Linked DNA regions of Homo sapiens: region 2 is linked to region 1. Evidence: read pairs that join two places in POLR2A ChIA-PET (ENCODE). Cell type or tissue: CD4-positive, alpha-beta T cell. All regions are shown on one strand. Links, peaks and the distances in the headings refer to the core of each region. The heading gives the core; the rest is flanking DNA.

Evidence for each region. Peaks named below come from ENCODE experiments on the same cell type or tissue, not always from the same donor. Only the 100,000 strongest peaks of a DNase experiment are listed, where the experiment ranks them.
Region 2: POLR2A ChIA-PET joins it to region 1 with 10 read pairs; 10 of 35 experiments call an interaction of 5 or more read pairs at or near these places.

Annotation. Positions count from the first base shown.
Region 1 is chr20:37,009,299-37,021,455 of GRCh38, forward strand. It overlaps RBL1 (RB transcriptional corepressor like 1), which reads right to left. Exons shown (of 22, transcript NM_002895.5): 18 at 11,361-11,432; 19 at 8,981-9,071. Among named protein-coding and RNA genes, the nearest start is that of SAMHD1, 64 kb to the left of the region's middle. RefSeq lists an enhancer at 2,474-3,415. In CD4-positive, alpha-beta T cell, for the core only: no CTCF peak of the experiment used is centred there; a DNase peak (open chromatin) is centred at 6,033; H3K4me3 peaks cover 1,068 bases; H3K27ac peaks cover 3,525 bases.
Region 2 is chr20:36,922,234-36,934,390 of GRCh38, forward strand. It overlaps SAMHD1 (SAM and HD domain containing deoxynucleoside triphosphate triphosphohydrolase 1), which reads right to left. Exons shown (of 16, transcript NM_015474.4): 5 at 8,527-8,642; 6 at 4,949-5,019. Among named protein-coding and RNA genes, the nearest start is that of SAMHD1, 23 kb to the right of the region's middle. In CD4-positive, alpha-beta T cell, for the core only: no CTCF peak of the experiment used is centred there; a DNase peak (open chromatin) is centred at 8,598; H3K4me3 peaks cover 445 bases; H3K27ac peaks cover 3,142 bases.

The sequences.
Region 1 (12,157 bases), core at 1,686-9,685:
CAGGCGTGAGCCACTGCGCCTGGACCCCCCAAAACACTTATACTACCATTCTGGGAAACACTGTTTCAAAGGATACTGGCTTGTTAACAGCTCTTCTAGGTTATTCTCATTATATGGATCAATTAAAATTATTTTTTTGTTTTGTTTTTATGAAAGGTTCTTGATCCTCTTGCCTCAGTCTCCCGAGTAGCTGGGACTACAGGTGCACGCTGCCACACCGAGCTAATTTTTTTTTACTTTTTGTAGAGACAGGGTCTCCCTATGTTTTCTAGGCTGGTCTCTAACTCCTGGGCTCAAGTGATCCTCCCACCTTGGCCTCTCAAAGTGCTGGGATTACAGACATGAGCGAACACGCCTGGTCTAAAATTATTTAATGTCCTCCTTAGATTAGAAATTTCTTGAGACAGAGACTATAGTGTCTCTATATTTCTGTGTCATTCCAATTCCAGCTGTTAATACTAACATAAGGTAAGGAGCTATACTTTACTTGAATGAACCAAACATTTAAAATTGTGGGAGGCTGGGTGTGGTGAAACCCTGTCTCTATAAAAATTTTTTTAAAAATTAAAGAAATTTAAAAACTAGGTGTGGTGGCATGCACCTTTAGCCCTAGCTACTTGGGAGGCTGAGATGACAGGATCGCTTGAACCCAGGAAATCAAGGTTGCAGTGAGCTATGATTGCCCCATTACATTCCAGCCTGGGCAACAGAGCAAGATCTCATCTCTAAAATTAAAAAAAAACTGAAGAAAAAAAAGACATTTAAAAAAACATACTTGGCCGGGTATGGTGGCTCATGCCTGTAATTCCAGCACTTTGGGAGGCTGAGGTGGGAGGATCACTTGAGCCCAAGAGTTCAAGACCAGTCTGGGCAACACAGTGAGACCCCATCTCGGTCTCCCAAAGTGCTGGGATTACAGGTGTGAGCCACCATGTCCGGCCAGAAATGGGTTTTTACTGATGAAAATAGTGAATGTTTATTAAGTGTGACTAATGCTAAAAAAGCCATACTCATTAATACAATAAATTTGATATTGCTTATAAATAATAGCTATTACTAAGGCCTTACTATGAACAAGCCCTGTATTAAATATTATATATATGCATATATGTATACATAGTTGTGTATTGCATAATGATGGGTTATCTTCTCAGAAATGCATTGTTGAAATGATTTTGTCATGAGAATACTATAGAATATACTTACACAAACCTAGATTGTATGGCCAACTACACACCTAGGCTGGATGGTATAGTATATTGCTCCTAAGGTACAAACCTGTACAGCATGTTACTGTATTGAATACCACAGGCAATTGTATCACAATGGCAAGTATTTGTGCATCTAAATATATCTAAACATAGAAAAGGTACAGTAAAAATACAGCACTATAATCTTATAGGACCACTGTTGTATGTGTGGACCATCACGGACTCAAACATCATTATATGGCACATGACTATGTGTGTGTGTGTGTGTGTGTGTGTGTGTCCACACATACATACATATACATATAATTATCTTTTTTATTTTTAGAGACAAGATCTTGCTCTATCACCCAGGCTGAAGTGCAGTGGTGCAATCATAGTGCACTCCAATCTCAAATTCCTGGATTCAAGTGATCTTCCTGCCTCAGCCTCCCAAGTAGTTGGGACTACAGGTGTGAGCCACCATGCCCAGCTAATTTTTTATTTTCATTTTTTGCAGACAGGGGTCTTGCTGTGTTGCTCATGCTGGTCTTTAATTTCCGGGCTCAAGGGATCCTCCTGCCTCAGCCTTCCAAAGTGCTGGGATTACAGGCATGAGCCACAACACTCAGCCTAAATATAATTCTTTTTAATCCTTAAAACAAGTTTCTAAGGAAGCAATGTAAAGTTTTCAATTAACTACAATACACTTGAGTACAGTGTTATGTTTGTGTTACTTAGGTTAAGCTATAACCTGGGTCTCACAAGTATTCTAATCAAGACTGCCACTCTGGAGCAGTCTGCTAACATGACATTGAAGAATTCACAGCCCATGAGGAGTGAGCTGGTGTTTTAATCAGGAAATTCATTCTCCACTCCAACAGTTTCTGCTAGGCATATCTCAGTCAATGACCAATGCTTTGCTCATTAACATACTCAAGGTCAGAATTTTTTTTTTTTTTTTTTTGAGAAAGAGTCTTGCTCTGTTGCCTAGGCTGGAGTGCAGTGGCACAATCTCAGCTCACTGCAACCTCAGCCCCCAGGGTTCAAGCAATTCTCTTGCCTCAGCCTCCGAAGTGGCAGGGATTACAAGTGCTTACCACCATGCCTGGCTAATTTTTGTATTTTTAGTAAAGATGGGGTTTCACCATGTCGGCAAGACTGGTCTCAAACTCCTGACCTCAAGTGATCTGCCCGCCTCGGTCTCCCAAAGTGCTGGGATTACAGGTGTGAGCCACCATGTACAGCCAGAAATGGGTTTTTACTGATGAAAATAATGAATGTTTATTAAGTGTGACTAATGCTAAAAATGAGCTCATGTTCAGGAAATCAAAAGTATTTAAGATAAGCAGATTGGTTAAAATATTTGACTCCCTCTCCCACTCCCTCTCCCCACGGTCTCCCTCTCCCTCTCTTTCCACGGTCTCCCTCTGATGCCGAGCCGAAGCTGGACTGTACTGCTGCCATCTCGGCTCACTGCAACCTCCCTGCCTCAGCCTGCCCAGTGCCTGCGATTGCAGGCGCGCGCTGTCACGCCTGACTGGTTTTCGTATTTTTTTGGTGGAGACGGGGTTTCGCTGTGTTGGCTGGGCCGGTCTCCAGCTCCTAACCGCGAGTGATCCGCCAGCCTCGGCCTGCCGAGGTGCCGGGATTGCAGACGGAGTCTGGTTCACTCAGTGCTCAATGGTGCCCAGGCTGGAGTGCAGTGGCGTGATCTCGGCTCGCTACAACCTCCACCTCCCAGCCGCCTGGCCTTGGCCTCCCAAAGTGCCGAGATTGCAGCCTCTGCCCGGCCGCCACCCCGTCTGGGAAGTGAGGAGCGTCTCTGCCTGGCCGCCCATCGTCTGGGATGTGAGGAGCCCCTCTGCCTGGCTGCCCAGTCTGGAAAATGAGGAGCATCTCTGCCCGGCCGCCATCCCATCTAGGAAGTGAGGAGCGCCTCTTCCCGGCCGCCATCCCATCTACGAAGTGAGGAGCGTCTCTGCCCGGCCGCCCATCGTCTGAGATGTGGGGAGCGCCTCTGCCCCGCCGCCCCGTCTGGGATGTGAGGAGCGCCTCTACCCGGCCGCGACCCCGTCTGGGAGGTGAGGAGCGTCTCTGCCCAGCCGCCCCGTCTGAGAAGTGAGGAGCCCCTCCGCCCAGCAGCCACCCCGTCTGGGAAGTGAGGAGCGTCTCCGCCCGGCAGCCACCCCGTCCGGGAGGGAGGTGGGGGTCAACCCCCGCCAGGCCAGCCGCCCCGTCCGGGAGGGAGGTGGGGGGGTCAGCCCCCCGCCTGGCCAGCCACCCAGTCCGGGAGGGAGGTGGGGGGGTCAGCCCCCTGCCCGGCCAGCCACCCCGTCAGGGAGGTGAGGGGCGCCTCTGCCTGGCCGCCCCTACTGGGAAGTGAGGAGCCCCTCTGCCCGGCCAGCCGCCCCGTCCGGGAGGGAGGTGGGGGGTTCAGCCCCCCCGCCAGCCAGCCGCCCCGTCCGGGAGGGAGGTGGGGGGGTCAGCCCCCCGCCCGGCCAGTCACCCCGTTGGGGAGGTGAGGGGCGCCTCTGCCCTGCTGCCCCTACCGGGAAGTGAGGAGCCCCTCTGCCCGGCCACCACCCCGTCTGGGAGGTGTACCCAACAGCTCATTGAGAACAGGCCATGATGAGAATGGCGGTTTTGTGGAATAGAAAGGGGGGAAAGGTGGGGAAAAGATTTGAGAAATCGGATGGTTGCCGTGTCTGTGTAGAAAGAGGTAGACATGGGAGACTTCTCATTTTGTTCTGTACTAAGAAAAATTATTCTGCCTTGGGATCCTGTTGATCTGTGACCTTACCCCCAACCCTGTGCTCTCTGAAACATGTGCTGTGTCCACTCAGGGTTAAATGGATTAAGGGCGGTGCAAGATGTGCTTTGTTAAACAGATGCTTGAAGGCAGCATGCTCGTTAAAAGTCATCACCACTCCCTAATCTCAAGTACCCCGGGACACAAACACTGCGGAAGGCCGCAGGGTCCTCTGCCTAGGAAAACCAGAGACCTTTGTTCACTTGTTTATCTGCTGACCTTCCCTCCACTATTGTCCTATGACCCTGCCAAATCTCCCTCTGCGAGAAACACCCAAGAATGATCAATAAAAAAAAAAAAAAAAAAAATTTGAGACACTACCCTCAATAGCCATGAAAGGGATGAAAGATCCAGTGAAGTCTCTCAGCTTTACTCTTAGGGATAATAATGTTAAGGCTAAAAGCTCTGAGAAGTCCTGTGTCCAGCCCTGAATTCTGATCCACGGTATTTGCTTGATGGTAGCCTTAAGGTTGACTGAATCCTGCATCTGAAATCTTGGCACCTGTTCTTGAGCAAATCTTTTCTATGGGTGCTGGTCAGACATAGAACTGGGATATATGAACTTACTGCATAGGATATATAAATTGTGTGTGTGCTTTTTAAACAGTAATTATTTTACAACTCATAATGAATTTGTTTATAGAACCAGAACTGTTTTTCCCAAGTTGGTGTTCTTTGGTGTGTCCAAATCTGGGTCATAGCATCTAACCATAGCTCTAAGAACTGGAAGGTGACTTATCTGAATATAGACTTGTCTGACTGTATATCCTCCTACATAACTTTCTCTCTTTTTTTTTTTTTTTTTTGAGACAGGGTCTTGCTCTGTCTGGAGTACAGCGGCAAGATCATGGCTCACTGCAGCCTTGACATCCTGGGCTCAAGCCAACCTCCCAATTCAGCCTCCTGAGTAGCTTGGACTACAGAAGCCCACCACCATGTGTGGCTATTTTAAAAAATTTTTTGTAGCAATAGGCTGTCACTATGTTACCCACAATGGTCTTGAACTCCTGGGTTCAAGCCACCCTCCTGGCTTGGCCTCCCAAAGTGCTGGGATTGTAGATGTAAGCCACTGTGTTCTCTCTTTTTGAGTGCCAGAATTCCTGAGTTCATTATCACTGGATATTCTCCCTGCCCTGTGCCACCACCACTGTACAGGATCTGTAACAATGGTTGTTTGCTTACTTGCTAATAAATATATCTAGTTAATAACCGTATGTAAGGCAGTGTGCGGTGACTCACGCCTGTAATCCCAGCACTTTGGGAGGCCAAGGCAGATGGATCACTTGAACCCAGGAGTTCAAGACTGGCCTTGGCAACATGGTGAAACCCCATCTCTACAAAAAATATAAAAATTAGCCAGGACGTGGCTGAGTCGAGAATCACTCGGGCCTGGGAGGTCAAGGCTGCAGTGAGCTGTGACTGTGCCACTGTACTCCAGCCTGGGTGACAGAGCAAGACATGGTCTCAAAACAAACAAACAAAAGGTCAGGTGCAGTGGCTGACGCCTGTAATCCCAGCACTTTGGGAGGCCAAGGCGGGTGGAATACCTGAGATCAGGAGTTCAAGACCAGCCTGGCCAACATAGCAAAACCCCATCTCTACTAAAAATACAAAAATTAGCTGGGCCTGGTGGCAGGTGCCTGTAATCCCAGCTACTCGGGAGGCTGAGGCAGGAGAATCACTTGAACCTGGGAGGCGGAGGTTGCAGTGAGCCGAGATCGCACCATTGCACTCCAGCCTGGGCAACAAGAGTGAGACTGTATCTCAAAAAAAAAAAAAAAAAAAAGAAAGAAAGAAAGAAATTGTGTAGCAGAATTTGATCTGAAACCTATATATACAGGAAGTGGCAAACTCTCAGTCACCCAAGTTTCTTTGGCAGATACTTATCAAAAAGAAAACAAAACAGAAAACGACATCGTCTATTATCTTTTGCTTACTTCTACTCTCTGGAACTTCACTGCTCTTGTAGCTCAGATACTTGCTAGCAGTTAGTTTCTCATAGAAAAAACACAAAACAGGCAAGTGATCCACAGCTTTCTAGCTAACCTCTGATGTCTGGTTTTGTAGGAACAGAAAAACCACCCTGGATAGGTAAGCAACATGTATAACAAATATAGAAAATGGCTTTTTTTGTTGTTGTTTTTTTTTTTTGAGATGGAGTCTCACTCTGTCGCCCAGGGTAGAGTGCAGTGGCGCGATCTCCGCTCACTGCAAGCTCCACCTCCTGGGCTCATGCCCTTCTCCTACCTCAGCCTCTGGAGCAGCTGGGACTACAGGCGCCCGCCACCACGCCCGGAGAATTTTTTGTATTTTTAGTGGAGACGAGGTTTCACCGTGTTAGCCAGGATGGTCTGGATCTCCTGACCTCATGATCCACCTGCCTCGGCCTCCCAAAGTGCTGGGATTACAGGCGTGAGCCACCGCACCCGGGCTTGTTTGTTTTTTTGAGATAGAGTCTAGCTCTGTCGCCCAGACTGGAGTGCAGTGGCAGGATCTTGGCTCACTGCAACCTCTGCCGCCCAAGTTCAAGTGATTCTCCTGCCTCAGCCTCCTGAGTAGCTGGGATTACAGGTGTCTGCCACTGCACCTGGTAATTTTTGTAGTTTTAGTAGAGACGGGTTTCACCATCTTGGCCAGGCTGGTCTTGAACTCCTGATTTTGTGATCCACCCGCCTCGGCCTCCCAAAGTACTGGATTACAGGCGTGAGCCACCGTGCCCAGCGGTTTTTTTTTTTTTTTTTTTTTCTTGAGATGGAGTCTCACGCTGTCACCCAGGCTGGAGTGCAGTGGTGTGATCTTGGCTCACTGCAACCTCTGCCTCCTGGGTTCAAGCAATTCTTGTGCCTCAGCCTCCTAAGTAGCTGGGATTACAGGTGCTCACCACCATGCCCAGCTAATTTTTGTATTTTTAGTAGAGACAAGGTTTCGCCATGTTGGCCAGGCTGGTCTCGAACTCCTGACCTCAGATGATCCACCCACCTTGGCCTCCCAAAGTGCTGGGATTACAGGTGTGAGCCACCACACCCGGCTAGGGTTACTGTCTTATATACTCCTCGTTGCCTTGAAAAGGCTCCAGAATAATACACTTATGTAAAAAGAATTGAGTTTGGCCTATTATCCTCAAACGGAGTCAGATTCTAGGACATTATTAAAAGATCTTTTTGGTGAATGAAATCTTAAAAGTTTATATCCCAGTGGACACCATAATGATTATGGATATTTTTATAATTTAAAAATTTGCTTTAATTCATCAGATTTTCTCTTAAGAATTTATCCTAAGGATGTGGCCTAAAGATTAAGCTACAAATGATGCTCATCACAGAGCTGTGCATAATTAGAAGCAACCTGGCCAGGCATGGTGGCTTACACCTGTCATCCCAGCACTTTGGGAGGCCATGGTAGGGAGACTGCTTGAGCCCAGGAGTTGGAGACCAGCCTGGGCAACATGGCAAAATCCCACCTCTACAAAAAATTAGTTGGGTGTGGCACAAGACTGAGATGAAAGGAGCACCGGAGGTCAGGGCTGCAGTGAGCCATGATTGTGCCACTGCATGCCTGCCTGGGTAACAGAGTAAGATCCTGTCTCAGAAAAGAAAAGAAAAGAAAAAATAAAAGAGAAAGGAGGGCAGGGGAGGGGGAGAGGAGGGGGATGGGGATGGGAAGAAGAGAGGAAAGGAGAGGAGAGGAGAGGGGAGAGGAGAGAAGACGAGACGAGACGAGACAAGACGAGACAAGAAAAGGAGAAATGACCTAAATGTCTCACACTGTGGCATTAAAGAAATCACAGTACCTAGGCTTAGCACAGTGGCTCATGCCTGTAATCCTAGTACTTTGGGAGGCCAAGGTGGGCGGATCACTTGAGCTCACGATTTCGAGACCAGCCTGAGCAAACATGGCAAAATCCCGTCTCTACAAAAAATATAAAAATTCGCCAGGGTGATGGTGCATGCCTGCAGTTCCAGCTACTCGGGAGGCTGAGGTGGAAGGATTGATTGAGCCTGGGATGTCCATGCTGCAGTGAGTCATGATCATACCACTGCACTTCAGTGTAGGTGACAGAACAAAACCCTATCTCAAAAAAAAAAAATCATAGTATATACACATGTATATATTACATACACCTGAAATACATGGAAAGATGAGACAAGGGAAAGGAGGTAGGCAGAAGAGGTGTATGAATACTAACCATTTGATTTTTCTTTCTTTGAAAAAAAAAGATTACTAGTGCCTGAAGTCTTAGCATGATGGTGGCAAGAGGGTGCAGTCTTGCCTGTGGTAGCAGAATTACCTATAAGTAATACTTATATGAACAGGACATTTTCTTGTGTGTGTGTGTGTGTGTGTGTGTGTGTGTGACAGAGTCTCACTTTGCCGCCAGGCTGGAGTGCAGTGGCGTGATCTCAGCTCACTGCAACCTCCGCCTCCTGGTTTCAAGCGATTCTCCTGCCTCAGGCTCCTGAGTAGCTGGGACTACAGGCGTATACCACCACACCTAGCTAATTTTTGTATTTTTTTTTTAAGTAGAGATGGGGTTTCACCATGTTGGCCAGGATGGCCTTGATCTCTTGAACTCGTGATCCACCCGCCTTGGCCTCCCAAAGTGCTGGAATTACAGGTGTGAGCCACCATGCCCAGCCGGGACATTTTCTTAACAGACTCCTCGGGAAGATTACTGTCAGCTACCTTGTTTTCCCTGTCATTCAGATTTTAGAATTTTATTAAGTCTCTTTTACGTGTTTCATTAACATGTATAAGTAGACTAGAAAACTTCTTCCAAAACACAATTAACAGGGGACAAATTAATGGTTTCAATAAACTATACCAGCACATTCTAATCTCAAACTTATTTGTTTTCAAAACATATGCATTGTCCACCTCACCTCCTTATGATTCACATTTCCATGTTGTCTGACACCCACTGTATTATGTACAGTGTGATCCAATGTGTTTTACATATAATATGTTAAATTGGATAACTTACCACAATCTATCATTTCAAAGTCATCATTTATATTTTTATTATATGCCACAACTTCTCTTGGAATACTTTTCAGCAGAACACTTCTATATACCTACATGCCAGAGGGGAAGAAAAGGACAGCTCAGTCACAGAGGTACAGGTTAAACAAAATCAAAGTGAGAAGAGCAAAATATCAAACCAATTAAAAACTATTTGTCTGTATAAGTGATACTCAAGGGTAAAATGTTATTAGCTCTAGTAAGTATAGATTATAACACATACCATAAAAGAGGGGATACTGGAGAAGAGCCTACCATCTAAGATGGGCTTAGTTTATAAAACAGAAGAAATAGCAACTAAAGACTGATGATCAGGTTTTACTAAATGAAAGCAACTTTAAAGACCTGAATTTGGTCAGGTGCAGTGGCTCACACCTGTAATCCCAGCACTTTGGGAGGCTGAGGTGGGTGGATCACTTGAGGCCAGGCGTTCAAGACCAGCTGGCCAACATGGTGAAAGCCCATCTCTACTAAAAATACAAAAATTATCTGGGTGTGGTAGCGCACAGTTGTAATTCCAGCTACTAGGGAGGCTGAGGCAGAACTGCTTGAACTCAGTGGGTGGAGGTTGCATTGAGCTGAGATCGCACCACTGCACTCCAGCCTGGACAACAGAGCAAGACTCTGCTCAAATACAAAACAAAATAAAACAAACAAACAAAAAACAAAAGACCTGAATTAATTCCTCCTTCTTCTTAATTCCTTACACAACAATCAATTGGTCTTTTTTTTCTTTTTTTTTTTAGAGACAGGGTCTCACTCTATGGCTCAGACTGGAGTGCAGTGGCACAATCATGGCTCACTGTAGCCTTGACCTCCTGGGCTCAGGCAATCTGTCTGCCTTGGCCTCCTTAACTGGTGGGATTACAGGCGTGAGCCACTGCGCCTGGACCAGAGTCATTTGTTCTTAATGCAGCTTGTTTTTCTGCCCCCAGCCCATTCCCATCTCCTTTCAGATGGCCACATGAAAATCTTTTCCCTTCCCTGCCCCTAAACTATTTCTCACCTCTGAGATAGCTGGAAAGGCATGATCCATTCCCCCTTGTACTGTATTATAGGTTACTGGTATTAAGAAGATATTCAGGGAACCATGGCTTGGCCCATTCTTGACTCACACTAACCTCACCTTAATGATCTTCAAGGACAATCTAGAGCTTTCTAGGCTCTGTTCCTGAGGGATTTTCCTGAAGAAGCCCAGAAACTCTTAGCTTATCACAGGATATAACAAATACCTGTACTTGGTTCTTCAAATGTCTCTATATTGCTTGCTATAATGTATTTTAGGGCTTAAACAAAGCTCTCTTAGAAGGGGATATAACTACTAATACTGAGGCCACATCTCTATTTTGGTCTGCAGTCTAGGCCACTACCTCTCTCTTTCTGTCTACAATTTCCAGGGCCAGAGAAGAGGCCATTATGCTTCCTAAGAGCAGAGCAACTAGGTTCTTGAATGATCAAACCCTTAAGGTAATTTACTTGTGTTCTTCAGGTACAATAATAACAACAATATGACATGAACATTCATTAAATGCTTATTGTGTGCCAGTCCACTCTGCTACCATGACTGAAAGGTTTCATGGAATTTTCACCACGGTCAGAACAATATAATCAGAAATGTTTAACATCTATTCAAAGATGCAAACATTAGGATGCTTAGCAGATGGCAAAAGAAGCTGTAGTTAGGTTAATGAATCCTCAAATTTCACTGGGTTTAAATATCATTAAAAAATAAAGTCATATAATTAAAGAATATTATTATTATTATACATAACTTTTTTTTTTTTTTTTTTGAGACAGAGTCTCGCTCTGTCGGCCAGGCTGGAGTGCAGTGGAATGCTCTTGGCTCACCGCAACCTCTGCCTCCTGGGCTCAATCAATTCTCCTGCCTCAGCCTCCCGAGTAGCAGGGATTATAGGCGTGTGACACCACGCCTGGCTAATTTTTGTATTTTTAGTAGAGACAGGGTTTTACCATATTGGCCAGGCTGGTCTCGAACTCCTGACCTCAGGTAATCCACCTGCCTCCACCTCCCAAAGTGCTGGGATTACAGGCGTGAGACACCGCACCCAGCCATTATACATATCTTTCATTAAATGAACAAATGGAATGGCAGAACTTATGAGAAGTATATGAAAGTATATGGATGAGTCGGAAACAGTCAGACTTCCTGGCTTCTATTGAAACTGTCCTTCAATGAAATTATCTCTTGAGTTTAATGTTATCCATTAAAACAGAAAATCTGAAGTATATTAAAACTATAAAATAAGTTTACCTTTTATATAACTTGTCAGTGGAAAAGAGTAAATCTATTTTTGGACAGTAGGAAAAATAATGTAACTCACGTGACTATTAGCTTGGGGCTGATTCCTATAACTTTTCATAATTTCTTGAAAAGTTCTTTCTTCTTTTGTTACCTAAGGAAAATAAAAACCGCATTTATCAACTGCTTTTTGAAAGAAAAATGGCTCTGAACAAAACTTCAATTATAAGTTGGCACTGAGAGCAACCTTGCAGAAAACCATTAACCCCAGGCCAGTCCATGACTAAAAACCACTAACATTTATGATTTTTTCTACCTTTAAAGTTCAGGCTTTGTGGCCTGTGGGGACTCACTTAATAGTTTCATTAATCAAAAAGCAGTGAAACTGCTATGGTGTGACTCTACTGAAAATCCATTTCTTTATATAAAAAAAGATATAAGAAAACTCAGATCTGTTTAATTCCCTGCAGTCTCCAGTTTTATTAATTTTTAAGTACTTACTTAAAAGTAAATTAACCACATACGAAGGATTAAAAATATCTTACAGTGATGATTCTCAATCAAACTGAGTGGCTATTACAGGATTAGGTTTTAACATTTCAGGACAGACTGTAGGGTTTCTAATGCTTAGACAGAAGTCACAGTGGTGGCCAAAAGGAAGAAAATGGATTAGTGATCCAAAAAGGAATTCCTTCTGGGATCTCTGTGATCATAAACTTCACTTAAGTCACTCTTTTCCCCTGCTTCACTGTCCATTAGTGCTAAACCTGTTCTCTATAATGATGAGCTAGAAATGGCAAAGCCTGAACTCTAACAGTCTTCTGGAAAACACACGATTAGTTAGTAACATTTATCTTTTAATTTTTTAATTCTTTTTTT
Region 2 (12,157 bases), core at 4,084-12,083, 85 kb before region 1:
ATATGGACAATTGGTAAAATTTGAAAGTCTGAATTAGATAAGAGTACTGCATCAACATTAATTTACTGATTTTGATAATTATACTATGGTTATATAAGAAAATGTTGTTTTTAGGAAATACCCACTGAAGTATTTAGAAATAAAGTATTTCAACAATTTACATTCTTTGAGAGACAGGGCTCTTGCTCTATCACCCAGGCTGGAGCTCAGTGGCATATTCATAGCTCAGTGTATCCCTGAACTCCTGGATTCAAGTAATCCTCCCGTTCTCAGTAGCTAGGACCACAGGTGTGCACCACAATGACCAGCTGATGTTTTCATAATTTTGTAGAGACAGTTTCACTATGTTGCCCAGGCTGGTGTTGAACTCCTGGGCTCAAAGCTATCCTCCTGCCTTAGCCTCCCAAACTGTTGGGATTACAGGTGTAAGCCACTGTGTCCAGTCTAAAAACTAACTTTCTTTTTTTGAGACAAGTTCTCACTCTGTTACCTACGTTGGAGTGCAGTAGCACGATCACAGCTCATTGCAGCCTCGACCTCCCAGGCTCAAGCAATCCTGCCACCCCACCATGCCTGGCTAATTTTTAAATTTTTTTGTAGAGACGGGGTTTCACCATGTTGTCCAGGCTGGTCTTGAACTCCTGGGCTCAAGCGATCTGCCCACCTTGGCCTCCCAAAATGTTGATATTACAACCATGAGCCACTGTGCCTGGTCAAAACTTACTTTCTAATGATTCAGAAAAAAAATATCTATATATAAAGAGAGAGTATTTTATTTATTTTTTGACACAGTGTCTCACTCTGTCACCCAGGCTGGAGTGCAGTGGCGTGATTTCAGCTCACTGCAAGCTCCGCCTCCTGGGTTCACGCCATTCTCCTGCCTCAGCCTCCTGAGTAGCTGGGACTACAGGTGCCTGCCACCACACCCAGCCAATTTTTTTGTATTTTTAGTAGAGACGGGATTTCACCGTTAGCCAGGATGGTCTCAATCTTCTGACCTTGTGATCCGCCCACCTTGGCCTCCCAAAGTGCTCAGATTACAGGCGCGAGCCACCACGCCTGGCCAAGAGAGAGTATTTTAAAAAATAAAAATGAGGTGGATCACTTGACCCTGGGAGGCAGAGGTTGCAGTGAGCTTAGATGACATCACTGAGCTCCTGCCCGGGTGACAGGGCAAGACCCTCTCTCAAAAACAATAAAATAAAAATAAATAAATAAATAAATAAAGTAAGGGATTTTCAAAATAGTAGTTTTAAATATATCAATGCCAACTGTGAATATACTAGCAAACAGAAAAAATTAAGTTTCATAAAGCTAGCACAGACCATAATAACAACTAAAATTATAAGGAACTTAGGAGTAAGTATAACAAAGATGTATGACTTTCATGGCAAGCCTAGGCAACATAGTAAGACTCCATCTCTACAAATAAATACCCAGGTGTGACGGTGCAGGCCTGTGGCCCCAGCTACTTGGGAGGCTGAGATGGAAGGATCGCTTGAGTCTGGAGGTCAAGACCAGCCTGGGCAACATAGTAAGACTCTGTTCTCCACAGAAAGGAAAAAATAAAAACATAAATCTTATTATAAAGTATGTCAACCTAAAAGGAAGGAGCTGAGAAATATTTAATATAGAGAGTTTATTTGGGCCAAGGTTGAGGACACATTTACAAATTGCCTTGGGGAATGCTTGGGGAGAACAAAAGAGGCTCAAGTTTTTAAACAAAAAAGGACTGGCCAGGTGTGGTGGCTTAGGCCTGTAATCTCAGCACTTTAGGAGGCCAAGCGGGGCAGATAGCTTGAGCTCGGGAGTTGAGACCAGTCTGGGTAACAAAGTGAGGCCCACTCCCTCTACAAAAAATATAAAAAATTAGCTGGGCATGGTAGTGTGTGCCTGTAGTCCCAGCTACTCTGGAGGATGAAGTGGGAGAATTGCTTGAGCCTTGGAAGTCGAGGTTGCAGTAAGCCATGTTTGCACCACTGCACTCCACCCTGGGTGACAAAGCAAGATCCTGTTGAGGGGAGGGGAGGGGAAAGGAGGGAAGGGGGAAGGGGAAAGAAAAGGAAGGGAAAGAAGGGAAGGAAGGGAAAGAAAGGAAGGAAAGGAAGGAAGGAAGGGAAAAAGAGAAAGAATGAGAAAGAAAGAAAGTGAGAAAGAGAAAAAGAGAGACAGAGACAGAAGGGAGAGAAAAGAAAAAAAAAGAAAAGAGCATAAATCAGGAGGAGGAGGTGATCACAAAGAGGAGGTGATAACAAAAGTTGTTAGTCAGGAATGTTCACTGGCTTACAGAAATAACATTAGTTAGTGATTGGCTACATATTATGAAGTACAGGATATATGGCATTTTATGGTTACCTGGCATCCCACATAACAGCTGGCTTCAAGAGATAATAATTATTTAGCTCAAGGGGGCGTGACATGATTGCTGTTCTATTTCAATGCCTCTCTGGGCCTGATAATGTAAAGGGGCTCATATTTCTCAGATAAAAATTTCTTTTCTTCTTTTTTTTTCTTCCCCAAGTAACAAGTGTGGAAACAGAACAGAATGCAGAATGATTCATCATATATGGGAAGTTAATAAATGTTGGGGTTGGTATTACAGTCAGTGGGGATAGGATGAACTATTAAAAAATTAGATTTCTCGGCCGGGCACGGTGGCTCACGTCTGTAATCCCAGCGCTTTGGGAGGCCGATGTGGGTGGATCATGAGATCAGGAGTTCGAGACCAGCCTAACCAACATGGTGAAAGCCATCTCTACTAAAAATACAAAAGTCAGCCAGGTGTGGTAGCACATGCCTGTAATCCCAGCTATTCAGGAGGCTGAGGCAGGAGACTCGCTTGAACCCAGGAGGTGGAGGTTGCAGTGAGCCAAGATCGCACCACTGCACTCCAGCCTGGGCAACAGAGTGAGACTCCATCTCAAAAAAAAAAAAAAAGAAAAAAAAAGATTTCTCCCATATACTTACACAAAAATAAATTGTACACGAGCTAAGGATTTAAATGTGAAAGGCAAAATGCTTAAAGGAATAGATTTGGTAATGATTGAGAAGATCCTATTAGATCAACTGCAGAAGAAAACAACTATAAGCTCTGGACAACTCCCTGAAGGTCCTGGAGAGAGACCAAAACCAAGTGGATGTTAGACCTCAATACTTAGAAGGGAGAGGTGCTGGGTGACATTCCGGTTTTATGGTTTTTTGCCTAAGGGCAGGCCCCAGGACAGAAAAACTGGTGAGAAACTACCCATTTTACTGGCTTGCAGAACCAGAGTACTTCATCAAAATTGAAAACGTCTGTTTTTCAAAAGGCACCATGAAAAAATGAATTGGCCAAGCCAGACACTGGGGAAAAATATTCACAATACATATACCTAACCATATATATACATAAAGAATTCCTACAACTCAGTAATCAAAGAGCAAGCAATCAAACTTTTTAAACGAGTAAAATGTTGAGAGTTCTTTGCAGAAGAAGATATATCAATAACAAAGTACAAAGTACAGGAAATAGTATTCAACATACATTAGAAAATCAAACCATGAAATACCATTTGACACTCATTAGAAGGGCTAATTTGAAAGGTCAAATGTTGATGAGGCTGTAAAACAACTGGAACTCCAGTATGTTGCTGATGGGAGTGTAAAATGGTACAACCGCATTGGAAAACTCTGGTAGTTTCTTATAGAATTAAATACATATCTACCATATGACCCAGCAATTCTAGCTCCTCGGTATTTACCTAAGTGAAATGAAAATGTATTTCTTTATTTTATCTATTTTTATTTTTATAAAATAATGTATTTCTGCTGAATGTATTTCTTGTTTTAAAAATGTAATTAACTTTCCACACTACAACAACATAGAAAATGTATTTCTACCAAAATCTTGTACGATAATATGCACGACAACCTTATTTATAACAACCAAAACCTGAAAACAATCCAAATTCCAACAAAACAAGAAAGGGTAAACAAATTGTGACTTATTTGCATAATGCCACACTACGTAGGCGATAAAAAAAAGGATCAACTACTGAGGCACATAACATGAACAAATCTCAAAACCATTATGTTGAGTAAATAAAGCAAGGCATAAAATAGGACCTCCTATATGATTCTGCTTAATCAAGTCTAAGAACAACAAAATTCATTTATGTTTGTAAAAATCAGAAGGTGATGGTGGGGTGAGGGGGAGTGAGAATTGACTAGGAAAAAGCACATGGGAATTTTTCAGGAAGATGAAAATGTTCTATATCCTGACTGGGTAATAGTCATATGGATGTATACGCCTGTCAAAACTCACTGAACTTAAGATCTGGACAACTTATTGTATGTGAACTATACCTCAAAAAAAGAGAGAGAGAAAAAAAAAGTGGTTGACATGTAAGAAGTTTTCAATATATATTAATATCCTTTTTCTATTCCCGTTCCAGAAATACAGTGTAGTAAAAACCAACCTAATTTTACTTCTCAAAAATTGATTCCAAAATATGGGACAGCCACCTGCAAATGCCTAATTTTAAAATGATTCATTTAATATATATGACTTGGCTGGTAAGTTAGTTCGTGGTCATACCAAATGTGTCAAAACTGGAGTTGGCCTTTTATTATACAGTAGTACAATGGAGCAGAAGGAGTATTAAACTGGCAACTGGTTTTGTATTGCTGATTCCAGTATTTAACGGCTTTGTGATTTTTGATGCATCAATACACATCCAAGAGTTTCAAGTTCCTTTATTTGTAAAAAGGGAGATAACGATAACTTCCTTACAGACTACTGTGAGAACCAAACAAAAGCATATATATATATATGTGAATGAAAGCACCCTGGACACTGTAATGGGGAAGTATTTTATAACACAGTAGTGGAACCAAACAGATAAATTAACTAAATAACCTGCTTAAATAGTCTTTCTTTTTATTGACTATTGACTGTATGAATACATACCGTCCATTTCACCTCCGGGCGAGCAAGTGGAATAAATCGTCCATCAAACATGTGAGAAAATGGCCCATGACCTTAAAAACAAAAGCAGCCTTAGAACAAGAAAAACATCTGTAAACCAACAAAAACTTTTTCCTTTTTTTTTTTTTTTTTTTTGAGACGGAGTTTCGCTCTTGTTGCCCAGGCTGGAGTGTAGTGGTACAATCTTGGCTCAACACAATCTCCGCCCCCTGGGTTCAAGCGATTCTCCTGCCTCAGGCTACCGAGTAGCTGGGATTACAGGCGTGTGCAACCACATCCAGCTAATTTTGTATTTTTAGTAGAGATGGAGTTTCTCTACGTTGGTCAGGCTGGTCTCGAACTCCCGACCTCAGGTGATCCGCCCGTCTCAGCCTCCCAAAGTGCTGGGATTACAGGCGTGAGCCACCACACTCAGCCAAACTGAATTCTTTAATCTTTTTAGTTTAACTTGAATAGCAAAAGAAATTAATAATCTAAAAATACAATCACAAAAAGGGACAAACCCTTTCTTCCTATTTCTAAAACAGGAGAACAGGAAGCAGAAACATGGAAAAGTAAGCTCTCCATCGAGCAGTCTCCAGTCACCAGGTTTTACATAAATCTGATAAAAGGGCAGTTTTTGTTGTTTTTTGAAGAGACAGAGTCTTGCTATGTTGTTCAGGCTGGAGTGCAGTGGCTATTCACAAGCATGATCATTATGCACTGCAGCCTTGGACTCCTGACCTCAAGTCATCCTCCTGCCTCAGCCACCTGAATAGCTGGGACTACAAGCATGCACCACCACACAGGGCTTGATAAATGGACAATTCTGTGTAACTAAAAAGAATGTTAATGCCAAAAACTTTTTGAAATCTTCAGATTGAAAATATCTGGATTAAAATAGCAGTTTCAAGAAAATCCACTAGGGCCAGGTGTGGTGGCTCATGCCTGTAATCCCAGCACTTTGGGAGGCTGAGGTGGGTGGATCACTTTGAGTCAGGAGTTCGAGACCAGCCCGGCCAACATGGTAAAAACCCTGTCTCTACTAAAAATACAAAAAATTAGCCGGGCTTGGTGGCGGGCACCTGTAGTCCCAGCTACTCGGGAGGCTGAGACAGGAGAATGGCGTGAACCTGGGAAGCGGAGCTTGCAGTGAGCCAAGATCACACCACTACACCCCAGCCTGGGTGACAGAGCAAGACTCCATCTCAAAAGAAAAAAAAAGGGGCTGGGCGCGGTGGCTCATGCCTGTAATCCCAGCACTTTGGGAGGCCGAGGCGGGTAGATCACGAGGTCAGGAGTTCAAGACAAGCCTGGCTAAGATGGTGAAACCCTGTTTCTACTAAAAATACAAAAATTAGGCGGGTGTGGTGGCAGGCGCCTGTAATACTACCTACTCAGGAGGCTGAGGCAGGAGAATCGCTTGAACCCGGGAGGCGGAGGTTGCAGTGAGCCGAGATTGCGCCACTGCACTCCAGCCTGGGCAACAGAGCGAGATTCTGTCTCGGGAAAAAAAAAAAAGAAAATCCACTGGGGTGCAGGAAGAAAAAATTAGAATTTCTCTTATAACTCTCAAGCTTAAAAAAATCTATCTTTGGCCGGGTGTGGTGGCTCATGCCTGTAATCTCAGCACTTTGGGAGGCTGAGGCGGGTGGATCACCTGAGGTCAGGAGTTTGAGACCAGCCTGACCAATATGGTGAAACCTCATCTCTACTAAAACTATAATAATTAGCTGGGCATGGTGGCATGTGCCTGTAGTCCCAGCTACTTGGGAGGCTGAGGCAGGAGAATGGCTTGAACCTGGGAGGTGGAGGTTGTGGTGAGCCAAGATCGTACCATTGCACTCCAGCCTGGGCAACAGAGCGAGACTCCATCTGAAAAAAAAAAAAAAAGAAGTGAGCCACTTAACTGGAGAGGGAAGTCTACCTAGACTAGCCTTGGCCCTGCTTTGCAAGTCACAGGCTACACATAAAGGCTCGCTAATGCAGTGCTCAGGCTCCTGGGGACTGGCAAAGGTTTCCCAATGATTCTCCCTCAAAATACCAAGAATCCATCAAATTTATCATCTAGGGGCTGGTATTGGTTCTTTGTAAGTCTCCGGGGGACATAAAAAGAGTGCCTACTTGCTTTAAGTATCTGGCTATCCAAACAGTGGCATGCACCTCCCTTCCCCTGCCCTGAGGGTACACACAAACTCTCAGAGTCCCTGAATAAGTAGGAATAAACTATAAGGATAGAGGTAAAAACCCCCATGATTTAAAAGGAACAGTCCCGGCCCAACGTGGTGACTTATGCCTGTATTCCCAACACTTTGGGAGGCCAAGGGAGGTGAATCACTTGAGGTCAGGAGTTCGAGACCAGTTTCAACAACATGATGAAACTGCATCTCTACTAAAAATAGAAAAAAATTAGCCAGGCGCTACTCGGGAGGCTGAGGCAGAAGAATCACTTGAACCCAGGAGGCGGAGGTTGCAGTGAGCCAAGATAGTGCCAACTGCACTCCAATCTGTGTGACAGAGCAAGACTCCATCTCAAAAATAAAAAAATAAATGGGACAGTCCCCTTTCTCTTTGTCACAGGAAAAGGATTATATTCTTTTGCTTGGATTAAAGTGGCCTAAGACCTCACATGGATCAGAAAAGACAAGGAGTTCTCTAAATGTGTTAATCCACTTGGGCAGATTAGAGATTATAAATATGAAAAAAAATGGATTTCACCAAATAACCGAAGGAAAAATGGTGATTTTATTTGATAAGAAGGACAAGGCCAGGCGCGGTGGCTTACACCTGTAATCCCAGCTCTCAGGGAGGAGAGGCGGGAGGATAGCTTGAGCCTAGGAGTTCGAGACCTGCCTGGGCAATATAGCGAGATCCTGTTCTCCACAAAAAGGAAGAAAAAAAAAGACCAAAAAAAAAAAAAAAAATAAGCATAAGAAGGATAAAAGAAAAATAAAATTCACATATCATCCTAAAAGCAGTAGTAAGAAAAACTCACTAGCAAAAAGCCCTTTCATATAACCTGTAGTAAACATGATGGCCGGGCACGGTGGCTCATGCCTGTAATCCCAGCACTTTGGGAGGCTGAGGCTGGTGGATCACCTGAGGTCAGGAGTTCGAGACCAGCCTGGCCAACATGGTGAAACCCCGTCTCTGCTAAAAATACAAAAATTAGCTGGATATGGTGGTGCATGCCTGTAATCCCAGCTACTCGGGAGGCTGAGGCACGAGAATTGCTTGAAACCAGGAAGCGGAGGTTGCAGTGAACCGATAATGAGCCACTCACTCCAGCGTGGGCAACAGAGCAAAACTCTGTCTCAAAAAAAAAACAACAACAAAAAAACCACTTTAGCAAAGATGTTTAACATGAGAAATTCACTGAAAGTTGCCAAGAAAATAAAATAGCAATGTTTTCTACTTATGAATCATTCTAGGAAGAAGCAACAGTACATTTATACTAACATCAACTGAAGAATTAAAATACAATTTCCATATTCTCTTGGTTGATCTGATTTTTTAACGTCAAAGAGAGGTAACATATGTTATGATTTTACATAACAACTTTGTCTCTTTGTACAGCTTACCGAGATCATGACAAAGTCCAGCAATCTGAACACAGAGAACATCTCGTTCACTTATCTGCAGCTCTGGTTGTTTTTCACCCAGTGCGTGAACTAGACATCCTGCTAGATACCCCACCCTGCAGAGCAAAAACACAAAAAGTCACTTTTCTGTTTGCAAGAGGAGTGATAGTTCTGGTCCTCAAGAACTTCAGTATGTTTCCTTAAACATTCTAACATACCTTTAGGGCAACTTTACTGAACAGTATATTTCAGAACTAGGCAGGAACACACACAAACGGAATCCCAAAAGCAGGACCTCTGGCTCAATATCACCAATCATTAGAGGAATGCACATCAAAACCACAGTGAGATACCACTTCACACCCCTTAGGATAGCTACTATTAAAAAAAGAAAACCAGAAAATAACAAGTGTTGGACATGATGTGAAGAAGTTGGAAGCCTGTGCACTGTTAGTGGGGATGTATTATGGTGTAGCTGCCATGGAAAACAGTATGGGTGCTCCACAAAAATTAAAAACGGAATTACCACAGTGATTTAGCAATTTCACTTCTGGGTATACACCCACAATAACGAAAGTAGGTCTTGAAAAGATTGGCTGGGCTCAGGGGCTCACGCCTGTAATCCCAGCACTTTGGGAGGCTGAGGCGGGCAGATCACTTGAGGTCAGGGGTTCGAGACCAGCCTGGCCAACATGTTGAAGCCCCATCTCTACTAAAAAATACAAAAATTAGCTCAGCATGGTGGCAGGTACCTGTAATCCCAGCTATTTGGGAGGCTGAGGCAGGAGAATTGCTTGAACCCAAGAGGTACAGGTTGCAGTGAGCCGAGATCTTGCCATTGCACTCCAGCCTGGGCAACAGAGCAAGATTCCGTCCCCACCACCCTCCCCCCAAAAAAAGAAAGAGAATATATTTGTACAGACATGTTCATAGCAGCACTACTCAAAATAGCCAAGAGGTAAAAGCAACAGGTATCCATCAACAAATGAATGTATAAACAAAATGTGGTAGATACATATGATAAAATATTATTCAACCTTAAAAAGGAAATAAAAAATAATTTAAAAATAAAAAATAAAAAATAAAAAAGGAAAGAAATACTGACACATGCTACAACATAGATGAACTTTGAGGAAATTATGCTAAGTGAAATAAGCCAGTGACAAAAAGACAAATATTATATGATTTCACTAAGATGAGGTACCTAGAGTAGCCAAATTCATAAACAAAAAAAAGAGGGCCGGGTGCGGTGGCTTATGCCTGTAATCCCAGCACTTTGGGAGGCTGAGGTGGGCAGATCACCTGAGGTCGGGAGTTCAAGAACAGCCTGGCCAATGTGGTGAAACTCCATCTCTACTAAAAATACAAAATTAGCTGGGCGTGGTGGCAGGTGCCAGCTACTTGGAAGGCTGTAATCCCAGCTACTTGGAAGGCTGAGGCAGCTACTTGGAAGGCTGCTTGGAAGGCTGTAATCCCAGCTACTTGGAAGGCTGAGGCAGGAGAATCACTTGAACCGAGGAGGCGGAGGTTGTGGTGAGCCGAGATTGCGCCATTGCACTCCAGCCTGGGCAACAAGAGCGAAACTCCGTCTCCAAAAAAAAAAAAAAAAAAAAAGTAGAATGGTAGTTACTAGGGGGTTGCGGGGGGTTGCGGGGGGAGACATGAAGAGTTGTTTAATACGTATACAGTTTCGTGTTTTTTTTTTTTTTTTTTTGAGATGGAGTCTCGCTGTGTTGCCCAGGCTGGAGTGCACTGGCCTGATCTCAGCTCACTGCAACCTCAGGAGTAGCTGGGATTACAGGTACACTCCACCATGCCCGGCTGGTTTTGTATTTTTAGTAGAGACGGGGTTTCGCCATGTTGCCCAGGCTGATCTTGAACTCCTGACCTCAGGTGATCCACTGGCCTCAGCCTCCCAAAGTGCTGGGATTCCAGGTGTGAGCCACTGCACCCGGCAAGTTTGGTTTTGTAAGATGATAAGAGTTTTGGCAAGTTTGGTTTTGTAAGATGATAAGAGTTTTGGCAAGTTTGGTTTTGTAAGATGATAAGAGTTTTGGCAATCGATTGGTTGCACAATGTGAATGCATTTAACCCTACTAAACTGTACACTTAAAAAACACTTAAGACTATGTATTTTCTATTCTGTGTATTTTACCACAGTTTTTTTTTAAAGTAGGAATATCTGGCTTTGTAATGTTTACAACATAATTGGAGATGAAGTACTTAAATGCACTTCCAGCACTTCCATCTGAGCCATTCCTAAATTCTTTTCCCCTGAACTCTGAGCTACATGAGGACAGAGGCGATTGTTATCTTTTTGTGGTTTGGTAGGGCTTAGTAAGGTTCGATAAATATTTGTTGATGAATGAACATTTGAGTATAGACACATGTTGTGCCTAACTAAAAATGCTTCTACACAAACAGAAAACCAAAGTAATATACTGTGAGTACTTCATGAAAATCTCAAAGACTGTCTATTCTTCCCTGTCCACTTCCTCCTGGCTCTACACTGCATAATGGAAATGCAGACCAACGTCTCAGCTTAGTTGTATGTAACAGAGGCATCGCCTTCTCTAAGATTATGAATGCTTTTTTAACTTACGCATTTCCTGACAGGTAAGAAAATGATCTGGTTTGAAAGAGCAACTCTGTACCAGAGTAAATAGAGAATACAGAAAAATTAAATAATCAAATATACATAATTAGTTGTATCAGCAACCGACCCATTAGCTTTTATTTATTTATTTATTTATTTTGAGACTGATTCTCACTCTGTCACCCAGGCTGGAGTGCAATGGTGCTATCTCAGTTCACTGCAACCTTGGCCTCCCGGGTTCAAGCTATTCTCCTGCCTCAGCCTCCCAAGTAGCTGCAGCGTGCGCCACCACGCCTTGCTAATTTTTGTATTTTTACTAGAGACGGGGTTTCACCATGTTGCTCAGGCTGGTCTCGAACTCATGATCTCAAGTGATCCGCCTGCCCCGGCCTCCCAAAGTGCTGAGATTGGCCGGGCACGGTGGCTCATGCCTGTAATCTCAGCATTTTGAGAGGCCGAGGCGGGCGGATCACGAGGTCAAGAAATCAAGACCACCCTGGCCAACGTGGTGAAACCCTGTCTCTACTAAAAAATACAAAAATTAGCCAGGCGTGGTGGTGGGCACCTGTAATCCCAGCTACTTGGGAGACTGAGGCAGGAGAATCACTTGAACCCTGGAGGCAGAGGTTGCAGTGAGCTGAGATCGTGCCATTGCACTCCAGCCTGGGCGACGGAGTGAGACTCCATCTCAAAAAAAAAAAAAGTGCTGGGATTACAGGTGTGAGCCACCACACCCAGCCCCTGTTAGCTTTTAATTAATATTTAAAAACAAATCCAACTGACCTGTCTATAGATACTTTCATTATTTTTCCAGGAAAGATCTGAGGTGGTTAAGAATACATAAAATAAATAAATTGCAACAAGGTAAATAAAAAGCCTCAATTTTGGGGCTGGGCACAGTGGCTCATACCTGTAATCCCAGTACTTTGGGAGGCCGAGGCAGGTGGCTCACAAGGTCAGGAGATCAAGACCAGCCTGGCCAAGATGGTGAAACCCCGTCTCTACTAAAATTACTAAAATTAGCCGGGTGTGGTG